4 separate regions of the Homo sapiens genome follow, and all the other regions are linked to region 1. A link is a loop called in an ENCODE intact Hi-C map of the cell type or tissue named here. Cell type or tissue: PC-9. All regions are shown on one strand.

Evidence for each region. Peaks named below come from ENCODE experiments on the same cell type or tissue, not always from the same donor. Only the 100,000 strongest peaks of a DNase experiment are listed, where the experiment ranks them.
Region 2: a loop joins it to region 1, with 22 times the contacts of the local background. A loop is called at or near these places in 3 of 110 quality-filtered maps.
Region 3: it touches region 1 in a loop (4-fold over the local background); 17 of 110 quality-filtered maps call a loop at or near these places.
Region 4: it touches region 1 in a loop (12-fold over the local background); 5 of 110 quality-filtered maps call a loop at or near these places.

The regions. Positions count from the first base shown.
Region 1 is chr2:160,967,182-160,975,181 of GRCh38, forward strand. No RefSeq gene overlaps it. Among named protein-coding and RNA genes, the nearest start is that of TANK-AS1, 190 kb to the right of the region's middle. In PC-9, a CTCF peak has its summit at 3,244 (motif pointing left); a DNase peak (open chromatin) is centred at 2,980; H3K4me3 peaks cover 378 bases; H3K27ac peaks cover 1,474 bases.
Region 2 is chr2:160,217,288-160,225,287 of GRCh38, forward strand. No RefSeq gene overlaps it. Among named protein-coding and RNA genes, the nearest start is that of ITGB6, 21 kb to the left of the region's middle. RefSeq lists an enhancer at 6,672-6,841. In PC-9, no CTCF peak of the experiment used is centred here; DNase peaks (open chromatin) are centred at 2,924, 4,604, 5,784 and 6,974; H3K27ac peaks cover 5,899 bases.
Region 3 is chr2:160,267,125-160,275,124 of GRCh38, forward strand. It overlaps RBMS1 (RNA binding motif single stranded interacting protein 1), which reads right to left. Exons shown (of 14, transcript NM_016836.4): 14 at 5,027-7,640. LINC02478 (long intergenic non-protein coding RNA 2478) reads right to left here and starts at 4,771. Exons shown (of 2, transcript NR_103775.1): 1 at 4,596-4,771. RefSeq lists an enhancer at 2,979-3,588. In PC-9, CTCF peaks have their summits at 3,106 and 3,311; a DNase peak (open chromatin) is centred at 3,417; H3K4me3 peaks cover 1,486 bases; H3K27ac peaks cover 3,093 bases.
Region 4 is chr2:160,579,511-160,587,510 of GRCh38, forward strand. All of the region lies in intron 2 of LOC105373718 (a long non-coding RNA gene), which reads right to left. Among named protein-coding and RNA genes, the nearest start is that of RBMS1, 90 kb to the left of the region's middle. In PC-9, no CTCF peak of the experiment used is centred here; DNase peaks (open chromatin) are centred at 3,471 and 3,771.

The sequences.
Region 1 (8,000 bases):
AGCAAGACCCAGTCTTAAATAAATAAATAATATTGAGAACGCAGAAATCAAAACAATTCAGATTACAAAGAACACCATTTGTCCCCCTAGTCTTTTTTCAGCAGGAAAAAAACCTTTATTTCAAGCAGAATCTTACACAAACCCTAACAAATCACACAGAAATTCTTAGAGCTGTTCTAGTAAGTGAAGAGATAAAACTCCGTCAGGTTCTACTTTTCTACTGACCTTCACCTTAAGGAGATCCCTGAGAGTCCTCTCTGGAACCTTCTGGAATCCCTAAAGGGTCTCTGAGCATCATTTAAAAATAACCTTAAGTACAGACCTCCATGTGACAGATACTGGCTTTAACACACCTCACGACCACAATCTCCCCACCTCCCCTTCACTTCTACACACCATAGATATCTCAACCCTCCCTCAAAGTCAAGCCCAGGACAGCACTCCCTTCCTCTCTCCTGCGCCGTCTGTGCTGGTCTAATACATATGTTCCTTCCCTTAGTGACAGACACTAGGCTTAACCTTACTTTTCAGCTGCAGCTGCGTCCCTGGTGTGGGTATGACCTAGTCCCAAATACAGATCCACAGTACAACGCAATCTTAAAATAACCTCAGCATTCACATTATCATGAAGTGATAGAGAGGAAGTCGTTTCCTCCTTAACTGAAGGGATTCCCATCCCTGTAAGATTATAATGTTTAGAGGAGACAAAACATGTTTATACATGAAATAATCTGACTTGAAATAGAAAATAAAATAAGACAGTATAAAAGAAGTTTCTAAATTGAAAGCAAACATGTAAGTGATATAAGTGGTAAGAAAAGGCAGAGAGCAATACTGGCTGGAGTGATCAGCAAATATTTTAAAGCGTAGTTTAAAATTAAGATGGATGCTGAAGGAGGGATTTAGAGAGGACAGATGGAAAGAAAGAGAAGGGTATTCCCAGCAAGCATCTGGCAAAGTAAGGTGTATTCTTTAGGAAGAAATTTGCATTCTAAATAATAAATGTCCAAATAGATCTAAGCTTTACTTAAAAGAGCAAACTTCTAAGAAGAAACAAGTTACATTAGATCCTTGACAGAGGAGAGATTTTTTCCACTGAGAAGATGTAAGTGGAGCTTCTCAAATCACTTTCAAGAACTCAGAGATAGCTCTATTCCTGTGTGCCGAGATCTCTGCCCAAGGCATTTTGAGGAGGAGTATGAAAAACCTAGTAGTTTGGATTCCAGTGTGTTGCAATAATTTTGAAACACTAAGCAGTATATTCTCCTTCCTACTTTTATCTCTCTTCACCTTCCATTCCACCTGTTCCAAGCTCATTGTCTGATAGAGGAGAAGATCACAGAAAGTAGAAAAGAAAGGAATCTTTTCCTGGCTTTGGACTTTCAAAAGGCGAGTGAAAGATTTAGAAGAAAATGAGATGATTCCTTGGTAGTTGTCCTCATTTATACCTCCATCTCCAATCCCTTCATCCCCTCAAAGCCAGAGAAGAATTCCCCAGGCCTGGGGGAAGGTTTGGAAAATAGGTGGTGGGAAGTGATGTGAGAGAAATGTCCTCCTGGAAGATGCCCTTCACCTCAAGGACAAGAGTAGAAGCAAGTTTAAAGCCAGCCCAGCCTTCGCCCAAACAAGGATGTACATTAGGGGCTATGCTACCTGTCCATCCTTCCCACTGGCAGCTAGTGAGGACTTCCCTTCCACAGCATTCAGCACTTTGGCACTGGAGCGCCATCTTTTTCTGCCAAGTTACCACAGATAACTGCCTAGTCCAGTCCAATGGTTTTCAAACATTAATGTGCATCAGAATCACTTGGGGGGGCTTGTTAAGACACAGATGGTCAGGTTCCACCACTAGAGTTTCAGATTCAGCAGGTCCCAGGCGCAGATGGAGAATTTGCCTTTCTAACAAGTTCCCCAGTGATGCCAATGGTGCAGGTCTAGGGACCACACTTTGAGGAGTGCCCTAGGCAATGCCATAGGACATTTTACTCAACAACTTTACATACAAGTTGTGGGACCTTAACCACATTTCCTATCCCCTCTGTCCCTCAGTTAACATATTAAAAAAAAATAGGTATATTACCTACCTCATACAGTTGTGGGTAAAGATTAAATGAGATGTTGCTAAAATATTTATCAAGGGAATTGGCTTATGGCACGTAATATTGCTGTTTATTATTATTTATAACAACATTTAATATAAGGCCTCTCCCCTAATTGTTTTTAATAAATGTTTTCTGGCTAGCTGAATTGTCACCAAACTTTCACAATCCCAAAAGAAAGTTGGGTAAGGCTACACACTCCTGTCCCCGCCTCTGTTCCCATGTCCATACCCTAACAATGACAGGACCAAGAAATTGCCCTCTGGTCTATCCTGCCTGAAGCCTGAGCATGTGTCCCTCTAAACCCCTCCAGACCCCGCTATGAAATATAAAGAATGTCAGCAGGCAGCAGGCCTCCGTTGTTAAGAAGAGGAAACCGGCCGGGCGCGGTGGCTCACGCCTGTAATCCCAGCACTTTGGGAGGCCGAGGCGGGTGGATCATGAGGTCAGGAGATAGAGACCATCCTGGCTAACAAGGTGAAACCCCGTCTCTACTAAAAATACAAAAAATTAGCCGGGCGCGGTGGCGGGCGCCTGTAGTCCCAGCTACTGGGGAGGCTGAGGCAGGGGAATGGCGTGAACCCGGGAAGCGGAGCTTGCAGTGAGCCGAGATTGCGCCACTGCAGTCCGCAGCCCGGCCTGGGCGACAGAGCGAGACTCCGTCTCAAAAAAAAAAAAAAAAAAAAAAAAGAAGAGGAAACCAGGAGAGGCCGGCTCCCAAAGATGTGGTCCAGTAGGAATTCAGAATCGCCAGTATTCTTAGCTCCTGCTTATCTTGGATTGAGCCTTTGTTAGATTTTTTTGTTTGTTTGTTTTTAAAGCTAAGCAGTCTTGTGAAAAGCAGCTTCTCAGTAAGCTATATAGGCACTTCCTGGTTACCCATGATATGAGAATAACCTTTAAACTATTTCCATTTCTGATCCGGGCTGGAAACAGGAAATGCATTGGGTACAGCTTTAAACAACAACAACAAAAAGGGACCAAAAGATAAACCAAATTGTCCCAGGGTTCAGAAGAGGTTTATGCTAAGCGTTAGAAGGTTCAGATTTAGTGAATCCTCCCCCACTTTCTGCCATTCCAGAAATTCCTTTTAGAGGAGGGGGAAAAAAAAAGTGAAGAGTTGTACTAAATTGCAGAGCACTGCCATCTTCAGGGCCAATGAGGAAAATTTCCCAGGGTCAGCCAGATAAATCATCTTCCTAAACACTTCATTGAAATATAATCAGATGGTTAAAAATTTGACAGCAGACAGACTGGAACAGATTTTTCTACTGTTTCCAATGTTTGAAAAGTCAGTAGACACAGCTTTTTGTGGTGTATGAACATTTAAAAAAATATTTGCTGATTGAAAAGCCATTTACAATAAATAGGAAAGTTTAAATAGCTCAAACTGCATTGCCAAATGATGGGAGGAACACAGGCACAAACATATTGTTCAGAAAAAAAAAATTCCTTAAAAAGAAAAGTATGAATCGAATGATTTAGAAATGCTGTTTGAACAGATGGTGTGATTAACAACTAGTGTGTTAGCCATCTCAGGAGCTTACAGAGAAGTAAACAAATGCAAGGGGAAAAGAATCACTTTATTCCCCCAAAGAGTGTTTAGTTCATTTCTCTATGAAAATTTAGAAGTCTACATTTTGAAAGTTGGATATCCCTAGGGGATATTGGAAATAAGAAGTGACAGGAGTCTTTTTGGAGAAAGACCACATTAGGACAAATGCAGATGCTCCCCATACAGGCTGAGGTGTACAGTCATCCAAAACGCTGGAGGCAGGTGGTGCTGTGCAGAACACACAAGCCATGGAGAAAGAGGGCTGGGTTCTCACCCTGGTTGTAGCCCCAGTTACCACTGGCCTGGAAGGCTAGCCTTGTTCTCTCTGGACCTCAGTATCTTTCTTTGGAAAGTAAGAGTGAGAACCAGATGAGCTGTACAGCTTGCTTCAAAAACTTTAATGTGCACCTGGGGATCTCATTAAAATACAAATTCTAACTCATAGGCCTGGGGTAGGGTCACAGTTTGACTTTCTACTGGCCCCCAGGCAATGCTGATGCTGCTGATCCACAGGCTACATGTTTAGGACCAGGGTTCTAAGTCCTTCCAGTGATGATACTCTATCATCTTCTGATATTCCAGGTGTTGCTCAGGCAAGAATAGAAGACCAAGTGTCTACCTCCAAAAGGTATATGACTTTGAAATGGGTAAACATATATATGTATAAACATGTAATAAACATGCCTCATGCTGAATTAATTTTGAAAGCAAATCAAGTATTTATTTGCATTATGTAATTAACAATGGAATTGACTTTTGTGAGCAGGAGAGGTGAAGGGGAAGTCCTGGGAATTGGGTGTGGAGACCACATACTATATGGGGATGAGATGAGGGGGAGATTGAGATTGGGAGCTTGAATCACCCACCAGCATCCACACAGCATATTCAAGACAGATCCTGAGACTTCACCAGAATCTGACACTTTTACTATATGAAGGGCACTGTTAAGAAAATAGAAAGGCCGGGCACAGTGACTCACACCTGTAATCCCAGCACTTTAGGAGGCTGAGGCAGGCGGATCACTTGAGGTCAGGAGTTGGAGACCAGCCTGGCCAACATGGCAAAACCCTGTCTCTACTAAAAGTACAAAAATTAGCCAGGCGTGGTGGCAGGCACCTGTAATCCCAGCTACTCAGGAGGCTGAGGCAGGAGAATCACTTGAACCTAGGAGGCAGAGGTTGCAGTGAGTTGAGATCGTGCCATTGCACTCCAGCCTGGGCAACAAGATCGAGACTGTCTAAAAATAATAATAATAATAGAAGAACTGAGAGGAAATATTTGCAAATTGCATATCCTACAAAGCACTTATATCCAGAATGTATAAAGAATTCTCAAAACTCAACAGTAAGGAAATATCCCAATTTAACAACAGGCAAAAGACTTGAACAGAGACTTATCCAGAGGAGAGATATGGGTGCCAAATTAAAGACGCTCAACATCACTAGCTACTAGGGAAACTCACATTAAAACCATGATGACATACCACCATACACCTATCCCAATGGCTAACATAAAAAATATTGACAATACCAAGTGCTGGTGAGGATATGGAAAACTGGATCACTCATATATTGCTGATGGGAATGTAAAATTATATGACACTCTTGAAAAGACAAAACTGAAGTGACAGAAAACAGACCAGTGGTTGCCAAGAGGACAGGTGTGGGTACGAAAGGGTAGCACAAAGAAGTTTTGGGGGGAGATGTAAGTGTTCCACATCCTAACTGTGGTGGTGGTTAAATCTACACGTGTTAAAATTCATAGAATTAACACCATGAAAAAGTCTATTTTACTGTATGTTAATTTTTTAAAAAACAGTGATCTGGAAAACATTGAACAGTTGGCTTTTAAAGACTTTGAGTGGAAATGAAATGTTTTTGAAAGTATTTGAAGTAAGTGTTTCCTACCACCACTATAATACTTTACCAGCAACATTTTAGTCTTAGCTACCATTTTCTATCTCTTCACACAGTCTCAGGAGATGTTCCCGTATTCTGCTCCCAACAGTGTATTATTAAGCCCATGACACCCTTTCCTTTTCTGATCATATTTTAAGATGTCAGATCAGTCTTTCCCTACAAGTTAAGGCCCTATCATTAACACAAATCAGCAGTGAGTCCAGGAGTCCAACTCATTGCTGACATGGCCTTGCCTCCCAGAAACTTAACATTCTTATAAAAATAAATTAAATCAGTGGATTCTCCCATTGTTTGCACCACATAATACTCCCCCAGAAATTTCACAGAAAGAATATGTATTAACAATTCCTAAGAAAAAGATAGACAAATTGCTGTAAGAAAATAGTCAACCTCATTAGTAATTGAAGGGCTGCAAATTAGAATGAGATGCATTTTTTAACCCATCAGCTTCATAAAGATTAAACAGAATGGTAGGTAAATATATACAGTGTTGAGAAGAGTGTGGGGAAATGGCGTATGGGGCTGAACTGGCTTACCTTTCAAGAGGCCAGTTTCACAGTATATAGCAAAAGCCTTAAAAATGTGCATCCCCTTTTGCCTTGGAATTCAACTTCTAGAAATTCATCCTAAGAAATAAGCAAGCAAGGATGTTTGGCTTTGCATTGTTTTCAACAGTGAAATATTGCATGCCAGGGCTTTAAAATCCCTTCCAGAGTATGGATAAAGATACTATCATTGTCTGATATGCTAGATGCTGCACAGAGCATAATATTATACTCTGAGGGTATAATGTGATTCAGAAATATGTATGGATTAATACACATAAAGAATATACTGAATGCCAAATATCTGATTTTAAAAGTAATTTATTTAAATTATGCAACTTGAAATAATTTACATATTTAAAAGATAGAAGATTAGTTACATAAACTACGTAATATCCAAGCAATACCACTATTAGAAAAAATCTATATATTTTTTGACATAGATTTGCATTTTGTATGTTTTTATGTGAAAGATGCGTACCACAAAATAGTACTATCTTATTTTTATACAAAATTTACAAAAGACAGAAAACATATGTATGGGGGAAAACTGTAAGCATACACTTCAAGACATTATTATGGGTATTGCTGAGTAGTGGGATGATGATAACGGATTTTTATTTTCTTCTTTATACTTTTCTGTATTTCCTTTTCTTCCCAATGAGGATACATTGCTTTCACGATTGAAAAAAATTTTAATTAAACTGTTTCTAGAAATAACTAGCAGATTAATCAGACACAGTTTTCTCTGTACTAGCATTGTTGCCAGAACCCCCAAAAATATTTCACCTGTTGCTTATTTGGAATCTTACCTTTCATCACAGACTTTATAGGCTTACCAGCAGGTTCTAACCACTACCCCTAGAGCATTTGGAGTCACATGGCAGCCACTGCCACAGTGGCCCAATGCACAGCTGTTATGTCTTGAACAATAGCCCTGTTTGGAGTCCATTAGAAGATCTTGGGTGGTTATCAGCCACTTCCAGTGATCTTGCTGTGCCCTGACTTTTTCCTTCATACCTCACAACTATCTGCTTCCAATATTAATTTGGAAATGGAGTTCAGCCTTAACATCTTTCTCTAACATCTTCCTTTGAAATAAAAAATAAAAAAGCTATGGAACTTTTTTCAAGCAGTTTTCCTTAAAACTGGGTTTCATTACAAATTTGAAATGTTTTCAAATTTTTCAGGTAATAAAAAGTCAGAAAAAGGGAGAAAAATCTGTCTTTTCTGAATTCTTTTTTATATGGTGATCACTTTTCTTATCAGGAAAAAAAGAATAAGTGAATTCATTGGCTCTACATTATTTCTTTTTTATCCACAATATAACTTTTCTGTATCTACATAGCTTGTGATCTGATATATTTAAAAATAATCTTGTTATTACTGATTTCAGAAAACTTTGCAATGTGCTTCTAAAATTATTTATTTAATTACCTAATCTTTAATTCATCCCTAATACCTGGACATTTTATTTTTGGCAAACAATTTTCATGTGTTTGCATTAACGTTTTTAGTTAGCCTCTAGGCTTTTTTAGAAGTTATTTTAAAATCCATTTCAGCCAAGATTTCTGATCTGTTCTTGAGTTGTATTTAAATCGGTGTCTTTTGCTTTACCTCACCTTGCTAAAATGTTGGACGTAATGGTGCTATGATTACCTAAAGGATCACGCATGTATTCCTGACTAAACCAGTTCTTGTTCATGACACAAACACTTTATGCCATGAGGGGTTATTCCCCTTTGTTAGAATTAGTCATTTGTCTCATCCTAAAACCTCACTGATGCATTTCCTCCTGAATTAGGCAGCCTGGTAACTGGCAAGTAGATAATGGAAGTTTTTAATTTCTTACCTGGCCTAACTTTTCAGCTTCCCCAGTTTC
Region 2 (8,000 bases), 750 kb before region 1:
ATATGTTCTTTAACTAAATTGTATTTTAATTTCTGGTTTTTGTTTGTTTGTTTGTTTGTTTGTTTCTCAAGACAGGCTCTTGCTCTGTTGCCCAGGCTGGATTGTGGTGGTGTGATCATAGTTCACCACACCAGGCTGAAGTGATTTTCCCACCTTAGCCTCCCAAGCAGCTGGTACTACAGGTGCGTGCCACCATGCCCAGCTACTTAAAAAAAACATTGGTAGAGATGGGGTCTCTGCCTGTTGACCAGCCTGGTCTTGAACTCTTGGGCTTAAATGGTCTGCCCACCTCAACCTCCCAAAGTGCTGAGATTACAGGTGTAAGCCACCATGCCCAGCCCTATTTTAATTTCTTTGAATTGAGAACTAACACAATTTCAAACACACAGTAGGTATTCAATAAACCCTGGCTTTGTCATTTATTGATTATTTGATCTTGGGCCTGTTACTCGCCTTATCTAACCCTTAGCCTTCTTATTGGTAAAATGATAATAATTGCCACCTTGCAAGGTTGTTGTTATAATTAGAGATAATATAAGTCAAAGGTCTTGTATAAAATATTATTAGGCATCTCTACCCCAAAGTAATATATCATCTAATTGGAGAAATTGATATAAATTAAAAGAGGCAAATTGGTGTAGGGGAAGAATACTAATAAGGAGCAGGAAGACCTAAGACTCATCTCAACTTAGCCTCTCAACAAATGAGTGACTTTCCTGCTCCTTCTTTTTCTAGGTCTTACTTTCCTCATTTCAAATTGGAGGGAGGTGGTGAGTGTGGAATAGAGAATCCCAAGATCTTTTTCCACACAATGATTCTAGAAACAGAAAATAAAAACAAGAGTAGAGATATGTAATTCTGAATTTTGAGGAGTGTAAAGAGAAGACAGTTATTCCAGGAAATTTTTAGGAAGATATGATTTAAGACAACTCTTGAAGAAATTGAAGAACACAAACTGGTTGGAAAAGAGAGAGTGGGTGGTGGGCAGGACCAAAAGAAGCACAGACAAAGGAAGATTAACATCCAGGCAAAATCTTGGAGTAGCTGTGAAAAAACCATCAGACCCCTGGCTAGATGTGGGGAGTTGGGCTAAGATGCAATGGGACAGGAAAGGGAGGACCAGTTGATGTAAACCTCAAGCCCTAGGCCTTAGAATTTAGATTTGAACTGATTGGCAATAGAGAGCTGCTGAAGGTTCTGAACAAGGGAGTAACAGGGTGATAATAGCATTTGGGGAAGTATATTGTGGCAGCTACTCTGCTGTCTATATAAAATGGAGATGCTAGAGGCAGGGACAACCAAAAGGATCTGTGGAAATACTTCTGTAGGATCCAGATTAGATTAGCTTCTTCACACCCTGGGATCCAGGAATGAGGTAATGGTATCCTTGACTAGGATAATATGGTACAGGGGTCCCCAACCCCTGGGCTGCAGACCCGTACCAGTCTGTGGCCTGTTAGCAACCAGGCTGCAGAGCAGGAGGTGAGCATCCAGCAAGCTAGTGAAGCTGAGCTCCGCCTCCTGTCAGATCAGTGACGGCATTAGATTCTCATAGGAGCGTAAACCCTATTGTGAACTGTGCATGTGAGGGATCTAGGTTGCACTCTCTTTATGAGAAATGTAATATGCTTGAATCATCTCAAAACCATCCCCACCCCACAGCCCCCAGTCCATGAAAAATTGTCTTCCATGAAACTGGTCCCTGGTGCCAAAAAGTTTGGGGACTGCTGGTATAGTCGATTGTTTTACTGATCAAAATATTCATTTATGCTAATGTATGCTGGGCTTAATACCCAGGTGATGGGTTGATAGGTGCAGCAAGCCACTATGGCTCACATTTACCTATGTAACAAATCTGCACATTCTGCACATGTATCCTGGAACTTAAAATAAAATAAATATTAATTTAATCTCTCTAGGAGATTATTATGCATTCATACTCCCTGATTTCAGGCTTGGCCATGTGACTTGCAATGCCCCTATTATAAAGAGTATCGTGCCTATCATCCTCTTGAACTCAGAAGTCATGTGGCTTTCTTTAGCCAATAAGATATGAGTGGATGTGATACATGCTACCTCCAAGCAGAAGCTTGAAGAGCCACTTCAAGGTCTCACCATCTTCTCTTTTTCTTCTGCCACGAAACTAGTAATGTCACTGATAGGAGCTGCTCCTTCAGCTTAGGTACTGAAGTGAAAGGGTGTGGGGTAGAGCTGCAGCTGACCCACAGCTAACACATATTTGTAAGACATAAACACTGGCATCATAACCCACTGAGATTTTGGAATTGTTACTGCAGCTTATTTTAGCCTTAGCTGATGGATGTAGATGATGACTGTAAAAAAAGACACCACTAAAAAGAAAAAAAAAGAGAGAGAAGAAAGTCGCTAATGCAATGAGGAAGAGCTGAGCAGCATCTCTTGGGTTCAAGGCGTTAGAACATTACCTCCTCATTGATGAGGGTCCTATTAAAGGTTTGGAGGTGGGTGGGAAGCAAAGGGATCATGAATCCTGTTGTTGACAGCCTGAGGTAGAGCTGATATTAGGACATCCAAAGGGAGAGCCCTTGGAGGTCAGGCCTCCCCTGACTTTCTTCCCACTCCTCATCTCTCATTTGATCCTGGTATGAGGAGGAGGGGGCTAGAGCCAATGGAAAGTACCATCTCCAGGCTTCCAAATGGGATTGCTGGGCATATGAAATGTCAGTCCTAAGAATTTGGCTTTTCATCTGTAGGTGGTGGGAGTCTAATGAGATGAGAGCTGTGTAGTAGGAGTGAATGTGGAACTAGGGCAGGGATTTTGATGGACTGGAAATGGGTAGAGGGTATTAATGACTCTGGGCAAGGGGTGAAGTATGTGTGAGCTAGAGCAGGGCACAGGAATGGAGAGGGAGGGGCATCACTGAGATCAAAGTTGCATGACTCACTTACAGACTTACTACTATTCGATATCACATTTGCCCTTTATATTACACATAGAATCTCATATTCTCAATGAAACTTCCAGAACTGAAATCCAGAAATTAGTCTCTACTCATAGCTTATCACAGAGCCTGTCTTATCTTCCATCTAACAGCCAAGGCCGCTTATCTATCAAAATAACACTGATGATAATAATAATAGTTATTTAGCATCTACTATGCTACTATGTACCTGGTGCTGTGCTAAGCATTTTCTATACATTTAATCCCACCTGAGAATGGTTCATTTGTTAAGTTAATGTCTTTGAGCTCAAGACCCAGCCCTCCATACTCCGCTTTGTGATGTGGAAGCTGAGACTCTGCAAGTCACACTGATACTTATGCTGCCAGCTGCTTCATGTTAGGCTCTGCACATAGGGGCAACAGAGGACTGTGAGTCTTGAGGAGGGAGGACCTGTTCCTTCTTGTTTGTTTCCTGTTTTAGCAATGTCTCCCCAGCAATGCCTCCTTGCCCTGGCAGTGGGTTCATTCCAGTAGCAATAGTGGAATCTAGTTTGCTGGTTTTTCAACCGTCACGGAACCAGTCTCATCATGCCCACTCAGCAACCCTGTACAAGCCCAGCAATGTGCGTCCTCAGAGGTCTGGGTGTCAGCCCTGCAGGAAGCCTCCTCTAAGTTTCTCAGTTTTAGTAATTCCAGCTTCCTTGCCTTTGTTCTCCAGCCCTCAGGGTGGCAGCTACTTCCTGCAGTTCCCACCTCAGTGATATCTCAGATTCAGCGTTTTACCCTTCCAGTTGCCTAGTTAACAACTTTCTACCCACTCAGTGATTCTTTATGTTTAATTCTTTCTGTTGAAATAACGCGCTGTTTCTCTCTCCTGCTGCGACCCTGACTGGTGCTCTGAGGTAAATGTTACTTTTTCCCTTGTATAAATAATGTAGCCAATGCTTAGTATTATGCCCACTGTCATACTGCTAATAAGTGATTCCAGTCAGAATTCAGATCTTTCTTTTAACTCCAGAGCCCTGGTCGTAATTGCTCCCATCCCTGCTTCCTTTGGGGTCTCACGATCTTGCTCACTTTTTGTGTCTGGTGTCTGCCATCACTGGGCGACCGCTCTGGAGCAGGCCCTGCTCTTTCCCCCACCCTCTGAGTGCAGGGTGGAAGGCCCAGGGGGTGCATGCTATAGATGGCATCATTGCAGCCCTGTCGGAATCAGAGAGATGGCTGGCTGCTGCTGGTGCCCACATCCATGGTGTCATGAGTTTAGGACTTGGCACCCCAGGACCTCCTTTGCAGCCCTTGACTGAGAGCTCTCTCTGCTCAGCTTCCCCTGGCAGCTTTGGAAGAAAAGTGGGGCACCAGCGTGTGGACAGCGAGCAGCCCGGGGAGGGAACCAGGCTGGCTGGAGCGGACAGGCAGTGGGGCCTGCTGGGAACTCCTCGGTGTTTGGCTTCTCTGTTCAGGAAGGAAGCAGACACTTTAAATCTTAGTCCTCTATGGATAAAGCCATCCCAGTTTAATGTGTTTTTGCTTAGCCCCAAGCTGGAGTGTTCCTCTTCGAGCCAAACAAACAGAACAATGCAAACATTCCCTCCCCTCCGCCACCAATTTCCAGGCCTGGGAGTCTCCTGCTGATCTGATGTGGTGGCCTGTGCTGTGGGTGAGGCTGCCCTGGTGGAATGTGGGTGAAGGGTGAGCCTCAGCCCGGCTCCCTCCCAGGATTCCAGGCAGCGTGACCTAACCCTTCCCTGCACACTCCTCAGCAGAGCCTGGTGGAGGAAAAAGCCAGGCTCAGTCAGCACCAGGCCTAACCTGGCCTGCCCTCACCTCATGATCCTCCTGCCTACTCCCCCTGGCTCTGGGCCAGGGATGATCCAGCTGACACCTGGAAGGTGGTTGAGGGTGGCCTGGGAGGCAGGCAGGACCCTCATGACACTCACAGTGCCCTTGTGCCTGACTTCATAGATTTAGAGAGAGAGGCTGGAGAATCAGTTATCTACAAACAACTCAGAATTGTGAGAAGGGCCGGATTGTTCTCCGTGCTCCTGATGTTGAAAATCTTTATAAATTGAACAAGTCAAAGTGTACTGACTGCTTACAGTGTGCCACTGGCAGGAAGGTACCAGCTCAATTCAGATGTCTTGCATAGCAGGGCACTTGGGGAAACAGAATTTGTGTTGTCGACATTCGACATTGTAGATTTGTCCACTTATTACGATAGTTTCCTAGGAGATGAAGGTAAAGTGTCTTGAGGAAGGGGTGCCTTTGCCTAATTTGCATAAAGGCACCAAAGGGGCACTAGTAGTCTACTAGGACCATCCCCCTTCCTCACCCACATACCCTTGCTGTTGATTTCTGTGTATCTGTTGGTATTTGTACATAATACATACATAAAAGTTCTTGTCCCCTTCTGGAGAGGGGAATTGGGGAAGAAGCTGCCGAGGAGAAAAGTAGGGAAGATGGAAAAGCTGGCATACCTTCCACTCTCTAGCCTAGTGGTCATGGGGCCGATGGCCAAAGCAGATAAAAAACTCTTCATTGAGTCTCAGTAGTGAACTGCCTCAGGGCCCAGGGGCAGGTTGCTGGCAAAGGGGCTCTTCTCTCCTCTGCCCAGCATCCAGTACTTTTGTGGCACTGGAGAACTGCAGGCCTTGGGGACAGGCAGGAACTGTACCCTTGGCAGGAACCCTCACTACCTAAGGATGGGCAATGGCTTATGAGTGAGAAACACGGAGCCGTGGGAACTCAGAATGACATGCTACCTGGAGATTGTGGTAACGCCCTGTTTTTTTGTGGGCATATCTACGAGCCTCAAGGACATTGGAGACAGCCACCTAGCAAGAGCTGGGGGCCTGTGGGGGAAGCTGGGATCCTGCTGCTTTACATTCAGCAAATATTTAGAGAGTGTTGGGGAAGGTGGAGTTTGCTCTGTCATCTAGTGTGGTCAGGGTGGGCCTCTCATAGAAAGTGACTAACAAAGTAGCCCAACATGGGGTAGGCGTGCATTTCAGGAGGAGGAACCAGGTGGTTGCACATCAGGCTGTTCTGTGTGTCAAGAACTGCAGGCCATCCAGTGATGGTGGGGCAGTGAGTATGGGACAGGGATGCAGAGGAGGCCAGCGAAATAGTAGGAAACCAGAACCTTGAAGGTCCCAGACAGCACTGAGGTTTTCCTCTTGATGAAATGAGAGGGTTTTGAGCAAGGGAGTAACGTGGTTTGATGCGTGCAGATAAAGGCTTTTAAATCAGCAGCCATTGCAGGTTTGTTCACGGCAGTCTTTTATGGCGGTGCTATTATTATCCCCATCATAAAAGCAGGAAAGCTTTGTTTAAAGGATTTAAGAAATTTACCGAAGGTTAGCCAGAGTGGAATGGAAGTTGGGATTTGAACCCAACCTGGAGCCCTGCTTTTAATCACCAATGGATGCTCCCTCTCCATGGCTGAAAAAACTCGTCATGCTGCAAGAACCTTTTCCTTCAAGCCTAGTACTAGGTGTGACAACACCCTCCATACCTGCCAAGACCTTTCTGATCTCCCAGGGATTGACTTCACTCTGCAATCATCTTTCTTAGTGATTGGAGCACCCAACTGCTGGTGATCTCTCAGGCATGCAAATGACTTTGGCTTAAGGATCTTATCTCAATCTATAGGGAGATCCTCCTGGGATTCAGAGACCTAGTCCCATCGAGGCCTATACATCTATTTAATTAAAAACAAGTTCAAATCTTGAGGTTTGGGAAATTGCCTGCCTAGTAATGCAAATCTATAAATTCTACTTCCTGCTGCTTCCAGGCTGACTGTAAATACCCTGAAAAATCAGCCTCACTCGAAATGTTTTGGCCATTCCACTTCTGGCTCAATAGGTAGTAATAAGTAAAAATGAAAGTGGTGAGAGAAAAACTAGATGAAATTAAAACTAGCCCTTCACAGGGCTCAGCTCAGGGATGGTGGTTAAGGACTTCTGGCTTGTTCCTGTCATGTCTGACGTGGCTCTTTAATTCCTAAACCCGAGTCCTCAGGGTCTGTACAGCCACCTCTTCTTTCCCTGATGACTCACCTTCAGCTCTGAAGTTAGAAGAGACAGATGAGTCATCATCATTTCAGAAGCAACAACTGATGCAAAGAATCTCAGTTTTGCTATTAAACTAGGGCGGTTATTACATATTCTCAACCAAAAGCAAGCACTAAGCCCTGGCAGGGGCTATCCATGGAGTACTCACAGGACAAGGGTGCAGGATATTTGAGATTTGTGGTGTTCTAGGAAATCCAGTTGCATAGGAGCCACATATTCTGTGAATTTGAAGTCAGGGTCTTGGGCAGCCTGAATTCTCTAAAAGGTCTCGCTACCACTTAAGGACTGATACATTTCCTGAAAGATACATTGCCTTCCTGGTAATAGCCGCTGTAGTGATACAATAGTAACAATTACAGTACACCCCAAGGTACTACAATCCCCAAACCATCTGAGTTTGCCTGACAGTCCCTGGTATTCATTTGATGAAGTCAAGCTTTGAGATAAGCACACTTTCCAGAGCTGGTAGTGATACTGCCTGGATTCTACTTGGACTAGTGTGCCCAGCTAGTCTGTTGAGCAGTCCCAGGGAAGGCTGTCTGTGGAAAGGTAAACGAGATGCAGATGTGAGCCCCTCATTTCATTGCAGCATACATCTGCCAACCCAGTGAACACTGTCATCATCTTTTATCACAAAGACCCACCCTCCCACTCACCTCTTCCAACACTAACCTAGGGCTCTCTTTTAGACCTATTCAGAGATTCCTGGGCTACTCCACGATGGCTAATAGCCCATTGCTTGCTCTCAAGTTAGCTTTTAAGTCTTCATCCTGCCCACTGATGAACTTTTATTCCAATTGCTTAGCAGTGGCATTCTCAGGGCTCAATGGTCATAGACTCATGCTTTCTGCCATTCTGGTGACACAGCACACAAACACACATGTGCACACACCCCACAAACCATACATACACATCACACACAGAGGTTTCCAATAAACCAAATGTGTGAATCTTTTCCAGAGTGAGGGCAACTAGACCATACCAAAAGATAGAATTGTTTCATTAT
Region 3 (8,000 bases), 700 kb before region 1:
CGGAACATTTTTGCTGTTGCAGAGCTGTTTTGTCCTTCAGAGTCATAGCAAAGGGCTCTGTGAGAGGGATGAAGTATATCACCTAAGAACATGTGATGAGATCAGAATACCTATTATGAGTCTATAGCCTACCAGAATCACTATCACGAAACGGTGGCTTGCTGTGCCGCCCTTGACTTTTATGAATGGGTCCTATCTGAAACAGGCTTGGGAAACTGTCATTGTATTGGTGGAGAAATGTGGTGGACACTGCCCAGTAGCCCCTGCAGCAGCCCCTGTACAAAGTGAGTAAATACTATCTTTCTCCAGAGAATCTGGCGGGCTTTATTCTTTTTGACAGTAAGAGCTACAGATGCAAGTTCTTTTCTCCCTTTTCACCTTGGCTGCCAGGAAACATAATTATTGAAGTTTAACTGTAGTGATGGTGGAGAACTTTGGCCTATAGAGCTACATTCTGTGTACTCCTTATGTCTCTTCCCTGTTAATTTATCAAGTCCAGATTTCTACGTTTGTAATTGTGTTTCCTACACAGTTGCCTCAAATCTTCGTAAAATACAGGTTTGTAAAACAAAATAAAACAAAACAAAAAACCCAGATCATTGGAAGAATTAAGTTGAAGGATCCAAAATCTTCTCAATAAAATTGAACTAAATGTTAGGGAGAAAATAACAGTAATGGAAGTTCCTTCACGTATTTCTTAGGAAAAATTGTTGTTCCTGGCTAGGAGGCCAGGAACAATATTTATGGTCTTGAACATGTGTCAAAGACATGAGTTACAAAGTGGATAAAATGGGATTCCTGCCTAGGCTTCCCTGAAGAAAATAACAAATAGTTCTCAAGATATATGAAGGGCATGGGAAAACTATACAGGTGTTTGCAAATCCATAATCTGATGTGTGGAGAACATGTGACCAAGGGTAAAAGAAATCAAAATGACATTACTTGGAAAGTATCCCACACCCTACTTGATTTTTTTTTTTTTAAAGGACAGTTCTTTCTTCTTACACATTCCAGTATTTTCAGAACAGAAGTGACAGCAATGTCAACTCTTTGGACATCTGCTCCAAGTCTCATTCTGGCAAGGGCAGAGCTATCAAAGACTTTGTCTGTCTGCCTGACAATTTCATCTCTCAGAAGGTAGAGGAACCCGTGAGGAAAATGGCTGCTCTCAAGTGAATTCTGATCAGTAAAAAAGGAACTGGTTGGAAATGTGGAAATACTGAGAATCTCAGGAGAGATGTTTTCATTATCTTCGCCCCCTCACAGAACTCCCAAAGCTCTTTATTTAGATCTTTTCTTACTTCTCCTTATAATATTGTCACTTATAGACTTGTGTCTCTAAGATTGTCCCTTGAGGACTGGGACCACATCACATCATCTTTGTGTCTGCCAATGCTTGGGGTAGTTATCTTTTAAACACAAAAAAATCAATCAAATGTGCTTAGTTGGAATATGAGCATAGTGACTTGCATAATTTCAGGATAATGTGACAACATTCTTTAAGAATTTTTTTTCTTGATCATAAAATGTTTTCATTGTTGAAAACTGGAAAAATTATTCAGGGAAGTATAAATGAGAAAATACAAACTTTCTATAATCCTCCCACTTGATAAGCATTTTGAAGTACTTTCTCCTTGTTATTTATTTTTAAGACAGTGTATCTCTCTGTCACACAGGCTACAGTGTAGTGGCGTGAACATAACAGCCACTGCAACCTCAAACTCCTGGGCTCAAGCAATCCTGTCTGAGCCTCCCAAGTGGCTAGGACTACAAGTGTGTGCCATCATGCCAGGCTAATTTTTAAAATTTTCTTGTAGAGATGACTCTTGCTATATTGCCCAGGCTGGTCTCAAACTCGTGGCCTCAATCAATCCCCTGGCCTTGGTTCCCAGTGTTGAGATTACAGGCATAAGCCACTGTGCCCAGCCTCTCCTTGGGTTTTATACTTATTTCATAGTTTTGATCATACTGTATCTACAGGTCTGTTCCTAACACTTTTTATTCACGTTATATCCTAAGCATTTTCCATGTCATTAAAATGTCCTCATTTTAAAATGACTTCATATTATCTTGCATGTCTTTAGCGTAACTACTGTCATTTAAAAAATAAAGCAACATAGGGATTTTCACTGGCTACAAGTTCTAAGAATTGTGGTATGTCTGAGAAGTCAAAAAGGAACCGGCAGGGCAGGGGAGACAGGTGAAGTCCCAAGTTCTTCCTCCGGTTTTGGGTTTTATCCTGAGTCAACTGTGGTACATCTGGAAGGTGAGTTGATGATGTGGAGTGACCAGGGCTGACGAGGAAGAGTTAAAGCTGGAAGGAATGCTCAACCCAGAGAAGAGCAGAGCCATGGAGTCACGTTTCCACACTTGAAGTATGACTGACTGACTCTGTGGCATCCCGGTTGGCAGCACTAAGGCCGGTAAGTGGGAATTTCAAAGCCACAATTTGGACTCCTCTGCAAACAAGTTTGAGAGCTGTTCCCTAAAGCTACCTGATGCCCTGTGAGGCAGGCAGTGCCTGGTCCCTGGAGGTGTTCAAGTAGGGCAGGTGGCTTCAAGGATACTAGAGGATAGGAAATCCCTGCAGTCTGGTTTATGGTCTGGGTCCTGTGTGAGCACTGGAATAGCCTACATCAAATCTTAAGTCTCTCAGAGTCGCATAAAACAACCGAATTCTTTAATTCAAAGCCACGTTTTCAATTCTGAGCAGCCCAGAGACCTGCCATCGCTTTCTCGCGCCGAGTCACGTGGTCTGGCAAGGCGCGCGGTTTCCTCCCTAGCCGCCCCCAGCTGCCCTGAACCTTCAAAGTCACATTTCAGTCACTCCCCAGTCTGACCAACAACGCTCACAATGAGGGCGCTGCCAGCACAGGCGACGGCCTGCGCTCCAGTCTTACGAGGAACCCCAAATTCAAGACCCCTGTGACCCAGGCCTGTGTGCCCCGACAGGCTAAACCTCCGCCCAGGGGCTTCCCGATGTCGGCTGCAGCGGGTCTGGGTTTTCGGCCTGCAGAGCTCGCGTCTGACGGCTGAGGAACAAAACACCCTCCCTCTAGCGGCTCAAGCGCACACACCCTCTTGCCTTCCGCAGCCACCGAGCGAGTCACGGGAGACACTCTGGAGCCATTTTGCGGGGCTGGAATTCCTTCGCCCGGCGGAGCTCGGCGCGCACCCGTCAGCTGTGCCGAGGACCCTGCGCCCGGGGGGCCCCGCGGCCACGTGACCCCCATCTGGCTCTCGGCCTGGACTGAGGGGGCTGAGCTCATCGCGTTGCTATTCGAGGGGCAGAGACTGCCTGGCCTTCCTCAAATCCTGAGCTCCCGGCTCTCCTCCCTCCCCCACCTACTTGACATCTCAGGCTTTTTGTGGAAGGGGCAGGGCGATTGAGAGGTCGGTGACCTTTGTCCCAATGGCGCTGGCTCTTTTCCTTTTTGGCTACCCTAATGGAATGAGGATATAATCAGTCATATCTTAACATTCATTGAGCCCCGGCTCAGGCTGGGAGGCACTGCCTTTCTCCTAGTGAATTTTAAATCAGTATTTGTGGGATTTAAGCTCCAGCGGATAAACCTAGAGCCACTGGCCATGAAGGGTGTGGCAGTGGGGTGAAAAACGGGACTCCCGCCTCCACTCCCTGGCTTTCCTCATTCCAGCCACTATAGAGGGGAAAATACGTAGACCACAGAGCAACGGCCACACCCTCTTTCCTCTCCTCCAACCCCAGAATTCCACTTCAGTCTCAGAGCTTTCAGCTAGGTGGGGTTTATCCCCAAACATGCCACAACCCCTCTAGTTATATGGGAGCGGTAACTGTGAACCACCATCGCTGGCTTGATCCTCCCTTTTCCGTGGATTGGTGCTCCTGAGTATGTTTACCGGTTTCAGTACATAACACAGCCAGATAGAGGGCCGCGGACTTCAGCGGCGAGAAGCTACAACAAAAATAGGGTGAACAAAAACGAAGGTGCCCAGGAGCCTGAATTGCATTTCTTTCTTACCTTTGGTCATAGAAAGGAGCACTTAGGTGTTTGGCTGGAACGCAAAGTGAGACCAGAGCTTACATTCTTAGCAGCCTGGGTTTGTCTCGAGAGGCCATGCTTCTCTCCTCCCTGACATTTTGCTCTCAGAAGCACCAGTTAGCATCAGAGGAATGTTGTTTCCTTCTCTGAAACAGCCATCAAGTACCAGCGATTTCTTGGCTCCGGCAAGTTAAGTGCTCTGACCCCTCCCTTATCTAACTCACCCCGCACACCATCCACATGGCAGGGGACGCAGCCAGAAATGGAGCGGACTGCATCTTTTCCTTGCCCACTCTTTTTATCACCATGACAGAGCCACTGGACACCAGGAAATAAATACTGAACCACCACACTAAAACGTTTACTCCACTTTGGGCAGAAGGAGCCTATTTTGCATATTAAGTGCCTCCTATAAAGCAGTCAAGTGAGGGAAAGAGGAGTTCTCGCTCCTCCGTGAATGCTGCACGGGAGCCTCCAGTCGGGAACAGCTGAACAGGTAGCTCTGAAAGAGGACCTTGGTCATAAACGCATAGATAAGATTATCCCGAGGTTCTCGCCCACATGCTTCCTTACCACAGGTGGGAGGGCTGCTGTTAGGCTGTCTTCCTTGCTGAGCATTGACAAGCAATGAAATAGTTGAGGCGTAGCAGCAAGAAAGGAGGAAGAAAAAGGGCCTGGTTTTTTGGTCTTTAAGAACAGACCACTAGTGGTGTATTTTGGGCTGGATATTTGCTGAGCCGACCGTTGACGTGCTGAGCTGACGGTTGACGTGCTGAGCTGAGGGTTGACGTCTCTGGTCATTACACAGATTTAAATAACCAGCAAAAGTGGGGTGGAAAGGTTTTTCCAATTGTTTTCAAGGAAATGTATTTTGAGGATATATTGAATCTGACATAACTTTCAACTCACTTTCAAACCAATCTACTGAGCTGAAGAAAGAGATCAGAAATGAAATGAAATTCTGATATACACTTAATCGACTTAAAAAAAATTGACAGGAAAAATAAAATTTCAGATGTTTTTTATTCAAAGGTTCTCAAAAGAAATAAAACAGAAAAGCTAACAATCTGATCAAATGTACAGTTCAAAAATGTCTTTTGGCGTTTAACAACAAGTCCTAGGAAAGAAAACTACAGAGTTATCTTGAACCGGACAAATAAGTTACCACTGGCAAGTCTGTGGCACTAGTAAAACAAAAATAAAAAATTAACTCTCTTGATCATATAGATATCTCTATGAAAATCTTTTTTTTTCAATCTGTACAAAAGGTCTTTCTTCATAAATTAATTTTTTTATAATTTAATGGCTGTCTACTATGTGATGTTTAACTGATTTTTTTTTTTTTATGTACAGAGGTTATGTTTCCCAAATCTTACCCAGACGAGTATGGCACTTAGTTCAGACATTTCTAGCAGCAGATTTCCCCTCCCCTCTAACCGAGCTATCAAATTTCTGTCTTAACTAATGCAAAAATATCAAGTAGTGAGAGACCCAGGTTTATAACTGTACTAGGTACACAGAGGGTGCTGCGTTCAGTCTGGACTTTCACAAAGCAGTAATATTCCAGGGAGCATAGAACCAATAATACCACAACTTTAAAAAAATGAAACAAAAACAAAAACAAAAACACATTTCTCTTATGACTATGTAATTTTCACTAGAATCTACACTTCTCAGAGCAGCAAGGACTTTTGAAACTATGAAATGTCACTGACATCTATCATCAAATACAAGCATAAAATTTAAGAACTAAAAAATACTTGAAAGAAATAACTGCTTAGCCCTAGCTCCTGAGCTAGGAGGATTTGGTCTGTGGAAACAGGGAGGGCCAGCAACCTGTCCCAGCACAAAAGAAAATAGACTCTGAGGTAGATAACTGATCATACACAGCTGACCAGACAAGTACACAGTTTTGGAAGACAACTTAATTTACCATTGCTTTTAAAACATATGCAATTGCCTTAATAAAAGAGCTTTAATAACAGTGAATTATCTTATATGTACTAAAGTAGAAATAACTGTGTATTTATGAATCAGGAATTTCATAGTTTCAAAATTGGTTTTCTTTACACTTGAACACTTGTAGTGATGATGTAAAGTGTGGCACTGCTTGGATCCAAATCTTCCTTCATGCTTTTTTGTTTGTGTGTGTCCATACATCAATTAAAATTATAAAACCTAAATGCAAAGGTACAAAAAAGGCACATTCTCCTAACCGCAAACTGGTCCGGCAAAAATAAAGAGCACAGAAGATGTGATGCTGAGACAAGTTGGAGCTACTGGTTACTGGCTCTTCGGTCTTTGGTGAAGTTACCTTTAAAAGTGCCAAGTCATTTTTATTTTTCAAATTTACCTAATAGAGAGAGAGAGAGAGAGCTAGTAGCCAATCGTTTTGCTTCTATTCGTTATCTCAGCTTATGTTTGAAGATAAATCCTTACTTTTAGCTTTTGCCACTTTGTTGCAATAGCAACATTTTTCGGTTTGCCAGATTTCAGGCATAATTCTCATTCTAAAGCACTATCATTAGTATAAAGGAAGGACAAAACATTCAGTGACTCCCCTCCCCCACCCCCATCCCCAACCCCAACACTACCTACACTAAATCTAGTACATCAAGTTAGCTTTTTTTTTTTCCTGAAAAAAGGCAAAAAAGACTTTACATTGCATCATACAGCAGATATCCTAAATCAGTCAAACTATCAGAGGAAACTGTTGGCGTACAGCCTTACAAACAATTTACCCTAATAAAAGTTCCCCAGTCAGAAAATGTGTTTCACACAAAACATTTTTCCCTTCTTGCATTTCACTACCTTACACATTATGTGAAAAATCATTAAAAACACCTACTACATATTTAAAAAAGCCAAAATTTCAGCAACTTTTATTGACTACCTTTTAAAAGCCCTATGCTGCTGTTTTACAAGGCATAATAGACCAGCTCATTTGGTCAAAGCATTCTACATCATTAGTTTGAACTAACTTTTACTGAAACAGCTACAGCATCAAAAGAGTTAAGGCAAATTGGAATTCATAGAAAAGGATAAGACACTTCACACTACGTTGAAAGAAAGACAGAAAGCTAAGAAAAGAGACACTGACGGCAACACTGAATTACAGCAACACTCGCACTGCAAGCACAGAACACCATGGGTGAAGTCGGACTATTTAAACTTCAGAAAGCCCATTTCATACAGCTGGAAAAAAAAAACACAAATTAAACACAAAATGAACAAAACCACAAAAATCCGGTCATGCACTTGGATAAGTCTTCATGGTCTTTGTGCATACCCAGAAAATTGAAGTTTTCTTTTCTTTTTTTTTTTCTTTTTCTTTTTTTGCATCATAACATTTGATAAAAATCTTTTGTTTTTGTTTTTTGTTTTTTTTTTTTTACTAAAATAAACCTGTTCGGGGGAACAGCTACTAGATGAATTTAAGGGTTTTATGCACCTTATAGAACTTATAGCAAAAATAGTTTTAGTTGATTTCATTATAAATAACGTTTTCAAGAACCTGTGCAAAACTGTCAATAATTTCCTAAAGCACAATTGATCAGAAAAATCCATGATTGTTCAGCCTTCACACCCTTCTTCATGTAAGAACACCTTTCTGTACATCTGGAAGAGAAAAATAAAAGACAAATGCTTTTGTAGATTTGGTGTGAAACACTACAGAGCTTTGTAATCTGTTTCTTGTTTTAAAGAGATATGTGTTTGAAAAAGGTTATGCTCATCACTGATGGTAGACTGATAAATGCAGACTCTGGAACTGATGGTTACTTTCAATGCCTGTCACATCCAGGACTTGCAAAATACTTTCTTTTCTAATTTAGAGCCAAATTCATTTGGGTCTCTAAAGAGTGACTTTATGAAATCAAAAATACATGTTATCACCAGGGCAATCCAGAAACCAAGGTATTCTATATCACCAGGGCAATGCAGAAACCAGGGTATTCTAAGTTCTACACAGCTATTTTA
Region 4 (8,000 bases), 390 kb before region 1:
GGAGTGAGGCAATGAAAGGATGTGCCTGATATTCCCTGGATCTGTCCAGGGTTAAGCTGCTCTCTGAACACATAATGCCACAAGAAGCTGCTCTTCTGGGAAAGAATTTTAAAATCTGTCCTGCTGTCCTACCTCATAGCCACGTAGCAGTCAATTATTTCCAACTCAGCTGGGATTGTAACAATACTTGCCAGCACTTTTATGGCCCTTACCTAGCACTTACCATATATCAGGTATTGTTCAAATCTCTTTATGCATAGTAACTCATTTAGTCCTTACAATAGCTCTCTCTCTAAGGTATGCATACTATTGCTCTCCCCATTTTACAGGTGAGGATGCTGAGACACAAAGAGGCCATACAACCTGCTCAAGATTGTATCAGTGGGAGGTAGAGCCCAGGTTTGGATTTGGGCTGCCTGCCCTCAGAGGCTGTGTCCTTCTCCAGTTAGCTGTCTGCCTTGCAGGGAGGTGTTTAAAGGCATTATCCTGAGGTCAGTGAACACCATCAGGGACAACCCTACCATTCCCTCTCCCTCTAAGTGAGTTCCTTATCTACACAGCCCTCCCATCAGCATCTAAGCTCCTTCAAATAGAATTAACTATATTTTGATTATCTTTCTGTTTGCTGCAAGCCAAGAATGTTTCCTTGCTCCACTAATAATTTTTTTTAAATTAAGAAACATTTCCAAAATGAAATGGCCAACATAAAGCCAAAGATTGGGGGCCTCCAAATGTCTGGTTTAATTGTGGGAGTACCTGGGAGGAGAGTGGCTGAGGTGATCTGATCGGTGGGCTGTTAGACACAGTCTGCACCTCATGGTCCCCCTGGAACAGCCTACAGGACCGAGGTCCTGGAGCCACGTTGTGGTTGGCCTGGCTCTGGCCATGGTGGTATTGCCTTGGAATGTAAGCATGTCATCCCCCTATTTTCCCTTTAAAACCTACATTTGAAAACACATTTCTGGATGTAATTTGGTCAGACGTATTTGCAATGAGGTGACATTTCTTGTCTTCTGTGGTTAAACCTATAGCTGTTTTTTATCTTCATCTTTTCTATTTGGCTGCTTTCTCTGTTTTTGTTTTTCAATACTGTAGCTCCTGCCTCTTATTCCTTTTTTGCATCAGCCATTTTATGCTATCACTGATCTTGTGGCTCACTTCCTTACCTGGAAGCTTTCTAATACCTTTGCCATAGACCTTCCCACGATGTCTACTAGTACTCACCCTATTCTGTGCTCACCCTAATTAGGCAAGGACTGGCATTATCTTATGTTTCTTGGAATTTCCTTGGAACAATGCAGTCTCTAGTACATTTCCATCATTCCCAAGGGAAGAGGTTTTAGACAAAGTGTTTTTGGTTGCAATGACTGAAACCCAAGATGAATGATCTTAAGCATAAAATAATGAATTAGCTCTGATTTTAAGATACTGAAGACTCACAGAAGTGAGCTCACAGAAAATGCTCAAGAAGATATAGTGGCTCACAGAAGAGCTTTAAGTGCTGGAGCCTTAGGGATAAGAACCGTGGACTCATTTCTTGTCTCTTGCCTCCGCTGAGCCTCATTTTGCAGCGTGGCCCTCTCTACCCTCTCCATGTGGCAGAGAAGATGGCCATCATTAGCTCCAGAGCTGCACCAACCCATTGTATCCAAACCTACATCTAGCATCTGAGTATCATTCTCAGGGAAAGATTCTGACTCACATGGCTTGTGGGGAGATGACGTCTTGTGACTGGCCTGACCCAGCCCATGTGAGCCTCCCCCTGTGATTTAGTGGTAAAGCTCTGTCTCTAGCTTCACAGGGGCAAGCATAGGAGCTCCTCAAAGGAAAGAGGGCTGTGTTTCAAAGGGGATGGAAAATCATGCTATGTGACAAAATCCCTGGCTGCCACAGCCTGATGTAGTAGGGAGATCCTCCAATATAACAGCCTCCAACGGAGTGTCTAAATAATTCCCTCCAACTATTCAGTTTCCGTTTATGTGATATGATTTAAGGGTATCATTGAGGTTGAATGTGAGCTGTGGAATACAAGTCAGTAAGAAAATTATAGCCCAAGCCATGTGGGACATCATGACCATGTAAACCAACAAGTTAAAAATCACTGGTAGCGGGAGCTAGGGCAAGAATGAGCCAGAGGAGGGCCCTGGTGAGCCCCAAGTAAGATTACTATTCAGGATGACACAGACAGCTCATATAGAGAACGATTGCCTTGAGTGTGCACCAGGGCTCAACGGAAAACCTCAGAAAGCCACTTGAATAGAAAATCGAAGGGGTCCCAATATGTGGACAGGGGTACTTTTCATCCTGCTGAGGAATCAGCAAAAAGAGCCAGTCAATTCTTTGCTCCAATACTGATTTTTTAAAAAAAGTTTAAAAAATGGAAAAATAATAATTAGAGATATTCATGGGATACACAGTGATGTTTCAACACACAGAATGTATAGTGATCAGATCAGAATAATTACCACATCCATCATCCCAAATGTTTACCATTTATTTGTGTTGGGAACATCTAATATCCTGCTTCTAGCTATTTGAGAGTATATAATATATTAATGTTAACTACAGTCATCCTACAGTGGTATAGAACACTGGAAATTATTCCTCATCCAGCTCCAAGACTAGTTTGTGCTACAAGGGTCTGGAGATAATTTAAGAAGGGGAGTGGAGTGGGGAAGGGGAAGGGAAAAGATGCATTTATGAAATACGTCACTAATCTAAATTTGTGGAGAGAGTTCTGGGATTTTCTCATAGGACCAGAACTCAAAAGCCTCCATCTGGGTAAAATCAAGATAAAATGTTTGCTGACTCCTTATACCCTAAGGGGTGAGATGCTCTTACTAAGAGCTTCTGAAAGCTTCTTTTCAAGCAAGCCCCTGTCATAAGAAAGACAATAGGATGTTTACAGTTTTCTTTCTTTCTTTTTTTTTTTGATAAATTCTGGCTGATGGTAATTCAGAACCATGCGTAACAATGTTTAGTTTTCTATGCAGACAGTGCAATGCTTGGACATGTCATGAACTTTGCAAAGAAAAAGAATATGCCTTGTAAAAAATTTAGTACCCAAATTTTGGGACCCAGAAAATTGAAATCTGTGAAGAATGCACATCTAAATCTTTAACATAGTGCCTCGGGGTTGGGGATGGGGGGGTAGCAGGAGGGAGGGGGATGTAATTCAAATACCAGCCTGGAGGAATCATTTCCATTATGCTGTAAGAAATGTAAGAAGTTATTATAATGAGGTCAGTTCTGGTCCTTATGTTATTAGCCGACCAGTGAGGACAGAGACAAGGTAGAACAGAAATTAATTAGTATTATGGGGGCTTTATAATCCAAGGTATTCAGAAATTTAGCAAAACTAGGTCTGTGTTCTTAAAAAAAAAAAGGATTATAGAGAGACCTTATTAAAGCACAGAAGGCTCAGCTATTTAAGATGGTGACATACATAGAGGCAGGAATGTGCAGAGAGAAGCTGAAAGGCAGCCAGGCCCTGAAGGAATTTCAGTGGAATTTCTTCACCGGAGGAGTAGTTAATAAATAGAGCAGATTTCTAAGGGCAGAAACTAGAGCAGTTACTACAAATAGTTTTATTTTTCCTCCTCCTTCTTCTTCTTCTTTAAAGAAGGGAGTGATAGGAAGTTGGAGAGGAAAATGTTGAAACAAAGAAAAACAAGCTTCTTACTAGCTCTCTAGGCCATCTCCCATGCAAAAATGTCTGTTCCCAGACATTCAGAATGTTGTATCATTTAGTAATCATAAAACATACTGTAGAGTTGACCTTGGGTGTTAGTTTTAGATTAATACTAGATATCATTAGGAACTGCATGTAATATAATACTTTTCAAGAGTCTGAAATACCATTTGTTTTGTCTTGCTGCCAACATTTCTGCTATTTTCCATTGCACAGGACAGAAATGAGGGCTTGAAAATCCTTTTGTGCTCTGCAGTCGTCCCCTCCTCCTGCCTTTGATGCAGGTCTTCCTCATAGTCTGATACACAAAGCCTTTTCTGGGACAGTGTTAATATACTAGATGTTTACAGATCTGAGGTTCTGAGTTATTTCTGCTTCCCCTTGATCAGGTAGGTTGGCTAACTCATTGTGCACATGCGTTTTTATTCTTCGTACTGTAAAATGATGACATAAAGAGAATGGGTGTAAATGTGTATATCTTTCCACCAACATATCTACAGTTTTATCAATATGCAGATTTTCTCTCACCTTGCCAGTCAAAAAATATTTGACCAGTAATCAGCTTGGCAAAAACTGTTAACTTTGAAATTTGCCAGTTGATTCCTGGGGCTGGAACTATTATCTGTTGTTCCTGTTACTATTTCTCTATTTGTGTCTCTCTCTGTCACTACCCATGAAAGTAAAAAGAATATTTACCCAAAGCCTTGCGATCTCACAAAAGAAGGGTTCGGTCAGGGCAACAGCTCAGGCAGCCCCAGTGAATAGCTCAGCTGACAGGCGTGTGGCGTGACTGGACTCACTGCACAGCAGCATTTCTCAGACCATGGGCTGTGTGGTCACCTGGGGTGTTTGTAGAGATGCAGATTCCTAGGCTCCACACCAGACCTACTGAAACAGCATTCCTGGGCTTGGGGCCTGTGAGTCTGCATTTAATTATGTCGCCCACGTGACTCTGAGATACATGGGCCTAGAGGAATGGAATGTGTACTTTGAAGGGGAAGACATGATGGGGGCTAAGAAGGCAACTGTAATGGATATTTGCTTTCATTTCAGCCCAAACCTCACAGGGAAGAGCAATAGCACAGGTTACAGTGTGCCCCAAGCAGCAGCCATTTGGAGGTGCCAGGCAAGCAGGGCACATGTGGTACTGCAGGGTCTGTGCAGGAGTGAACTGGGGCCAAGTGATCAGCAAGCATTCAGGGAGTGTATTAGAAAGTATCAAGCCGTAAGCAGAACGCTTTGATATCCTGTGTGTGTGAGAGATCATTGATTGCAAATCTAGTGGGCTCAAGCACAAAGCATTTCACTAAAAGGCTAGGGAGGCCTTTGAAGATTAAGGAAGGCTGAAAGGTGAGCTAGAAAGACAGGATAGTAGATCTGTTGTTAGAGGAGGGCATGGTACCTTGATCAACAACCCCCTAGTCTGTATCCAATGAGAGAGAGGGATTCCCTTAAAGGAACTCATGGTGCATTTTCTCAAAGTAAGGACATGGAATGGAGTGGATGTGAAACAGTCAAGACAATTGGCCCCTTGACCAAAAAAACAAGCAAACCAGTGAAAGCCAATCTCACTATGCAAAAAGCCATCTATCAGCTATCAGGGATGTCCAATAAGCAGAATGAGATGGTCAAAGGGCCAGAGAAGAATCAGGAATTTCACAGGAAGAGAGACAGGGACAGAGTTAGCAGGAAGGCAGGTACTCAGCAAGGGCAGGCCTGCAATAATGCTGTTTTGCTTATGAACGTTCAGAGGGCTGGCCTCTGCTTCTTTGCCCCTGGACTCCTCCCAGTCCAGTCTGCAATAGTCTCTACTTTGCAAACCCTCTCCAGGCAGGGTGCCCTCTGCTCTGCATCTTGAGTGCTTCATCTCTCCTTGGATGACCTATGGGATACTGCTCAATCTCTTCCTTGCCTTTTTTCCCACTGGAATTTCCCTCATTCCATGTTTCCATGGGAATTGTTAAGTTGCCAGGGGCCTCTACTCTCTTGCCTATTTCCCTCCATGTCACTCTCACTTAGGGGACCCTGTGGCTTAGAACAGCCATGCCAGCACCATGGTTGGTTAAATAGGCCTTTGTGGTTTGGCCTGGGAACCATACCACTATTTATCATGATTTTTTTCTATGAGGAAATTCTTTGAGTTCCAAACACCCCATTGACTGATGACCTTTCTGAACACAACTGTCCCATCTGGGATCAGCAATGGGGTGAGATCACTAGGAATTGTCAGAGCCAAGCTGGGAACAGCAAAACCAGGGCCAGGGCAGGCTAGGGTCAGAAGCAAGGCATAGGGAGGCATTTGTGAAGGGAATAGCAGGATCGGGGCGGTCAGGGGTTAGTTAGGGAGTTCATAGCAGGAAGGGGTCCAACTCAAGCACAGATGTGAATGTGTAGGTTTATGGATGAATCTAGAATCAAACTTGCTGGGAGAGGGATTGGGAGAGGAGAGAGTAAATGACATGACAAGCAGACAATGGATCCAGGGTAGGTAAAATGTGGAACTGTCAAAGGGCAGAAGACCTACTGGGGCAGTGCCTTTATTATCACTCCCCTTTTGGGCCTGACTGCCTAGAGCTGAGGAACTTGGCCACTAGTGTTTATATCTGTTCTCCCACTAAGGGAAGCACAGTACCCAGGGTCATGGGGACACCGCAGCCTTGCTAGGAGCCAGTCTTGGGTTGCTAGTCCCATTCCTCGCAGAGGCATTGTTCCCACCCAGATCCCTCAGGCCCACTGCGTGGATGCCTGGTTGCTACTTCTCTTCCTTTTTCTGGCTGCTCTTCCTTTCTCACCACTTTTCTTTGCAAGCTCCATGGAAGGAAGTCCTGGGTCATGACCTTCATTTCCTGCCTCATGTGGCCATAAACTTGAAGGAGATAGAGTGAAGAAGGAGAGACGAGGTAAAACTGGAGAGGGGCTAGTGAGAATGGTGATGCTGAAAAGGTATTTGCAAGAGAATTGGAGTTCTTCTTAAGAATTCTAGGGCTCCAGAAGCTTCCTTTCAAAAAGGGTTGGTCATAGAAGCATTATTCATAAGAGTGAAAAAGAACAATCCAATGTCTATCAAGTGATGAATGGATAAATGGGTAAGCAAAATGTCATATAATCATATAATGGAATATTAGTCGTAAAAAATGTAGTACTGATACATGCTACAACATGAATGAACCTTGAAAACGCTATGGTAAAGAAAGAAGCCAGGCACAAACGACTATATATTCTATGATTTTGCTTATATGACCAGAAATGACCAGAATGATCAAATTCATAGACACAGAAAATAGATGAGTAGTTGCCAGGTGTTGGGGGAAGTGAGGAATGGGGAATGTCTTCTGATGGGCATAGGATTTCCTTCTTTCTGGAGTCATGTTCTAGAATTAGTGGTGATGATCACAATCTTGTGAACGTACTAAAACCTGCTGAATTGTACACTTTAAGATGGTGACTTTTATGGTATGTGAATTGTGTCTCAATTTTAAAAAGGGATTGGCAATGGCTTGCTGAGGAGGAGTTAATTTTCACCTGCACTTGCTGTTTGCAGAGCCTGGGTCCCCTGCTGTTCTTTCCAGGCTGCTTCTAGTGCATGGAGCTTGTAGACCTCAGTCAGAGAATCTGGTGTAACCATCACCGAGTTAAGCATTTCATAGTTGAGAAATGCATTCAAGTGGTGACAGAGAGATGGGGTGAGTCTTTGGCCCTCAACAATCTCTATCAGCTTCCCCAAAGCTACTCCAAATAACGAGAATAACAAAAGTCAAATACAAATACATCATACTATAGAAACGCTCAAATAAAAAGTACTACTAAGCATTCATAGAAACTTGCCACTTTAATTGATCTATTTCATACAATGTAGGTAAAAAAAACAAAAACAAAAACAAAAAACCACACAGACACACATGGGTTTTCTGACCAAATACAGCTGCACCTGAAAGTCATCTTTTCACCTGATGACTACCCCGAAGCCCCTGTTGCATGGGATTCCTGACATGGCCATTTGTGCTGTGATCCTCTTTGTGCTTTGAATGCTTGATCTGGAGCTGATCTGTCTAAGATCCTGTTTCAAAGTCTTTTATTTATTTATTTATTTATTTATTTATTTATTTATTTATTTTTTATTTTTTTGGAGACAGAGTCTCACTCTGTCACCCAGGCTGGAGTGCAGTGGCACTATCTCGGTTCACTGCAACCTCCCCCTCTTGGGTTCAAGCAATTCTTCTGCCTTAGCCTCCTGAGTAGTTGGGACTACAGGCACATGCCACCATGCCTGGCTAACTTTTTTTTTTTTGTATTTTAGTAGAGACAGGAT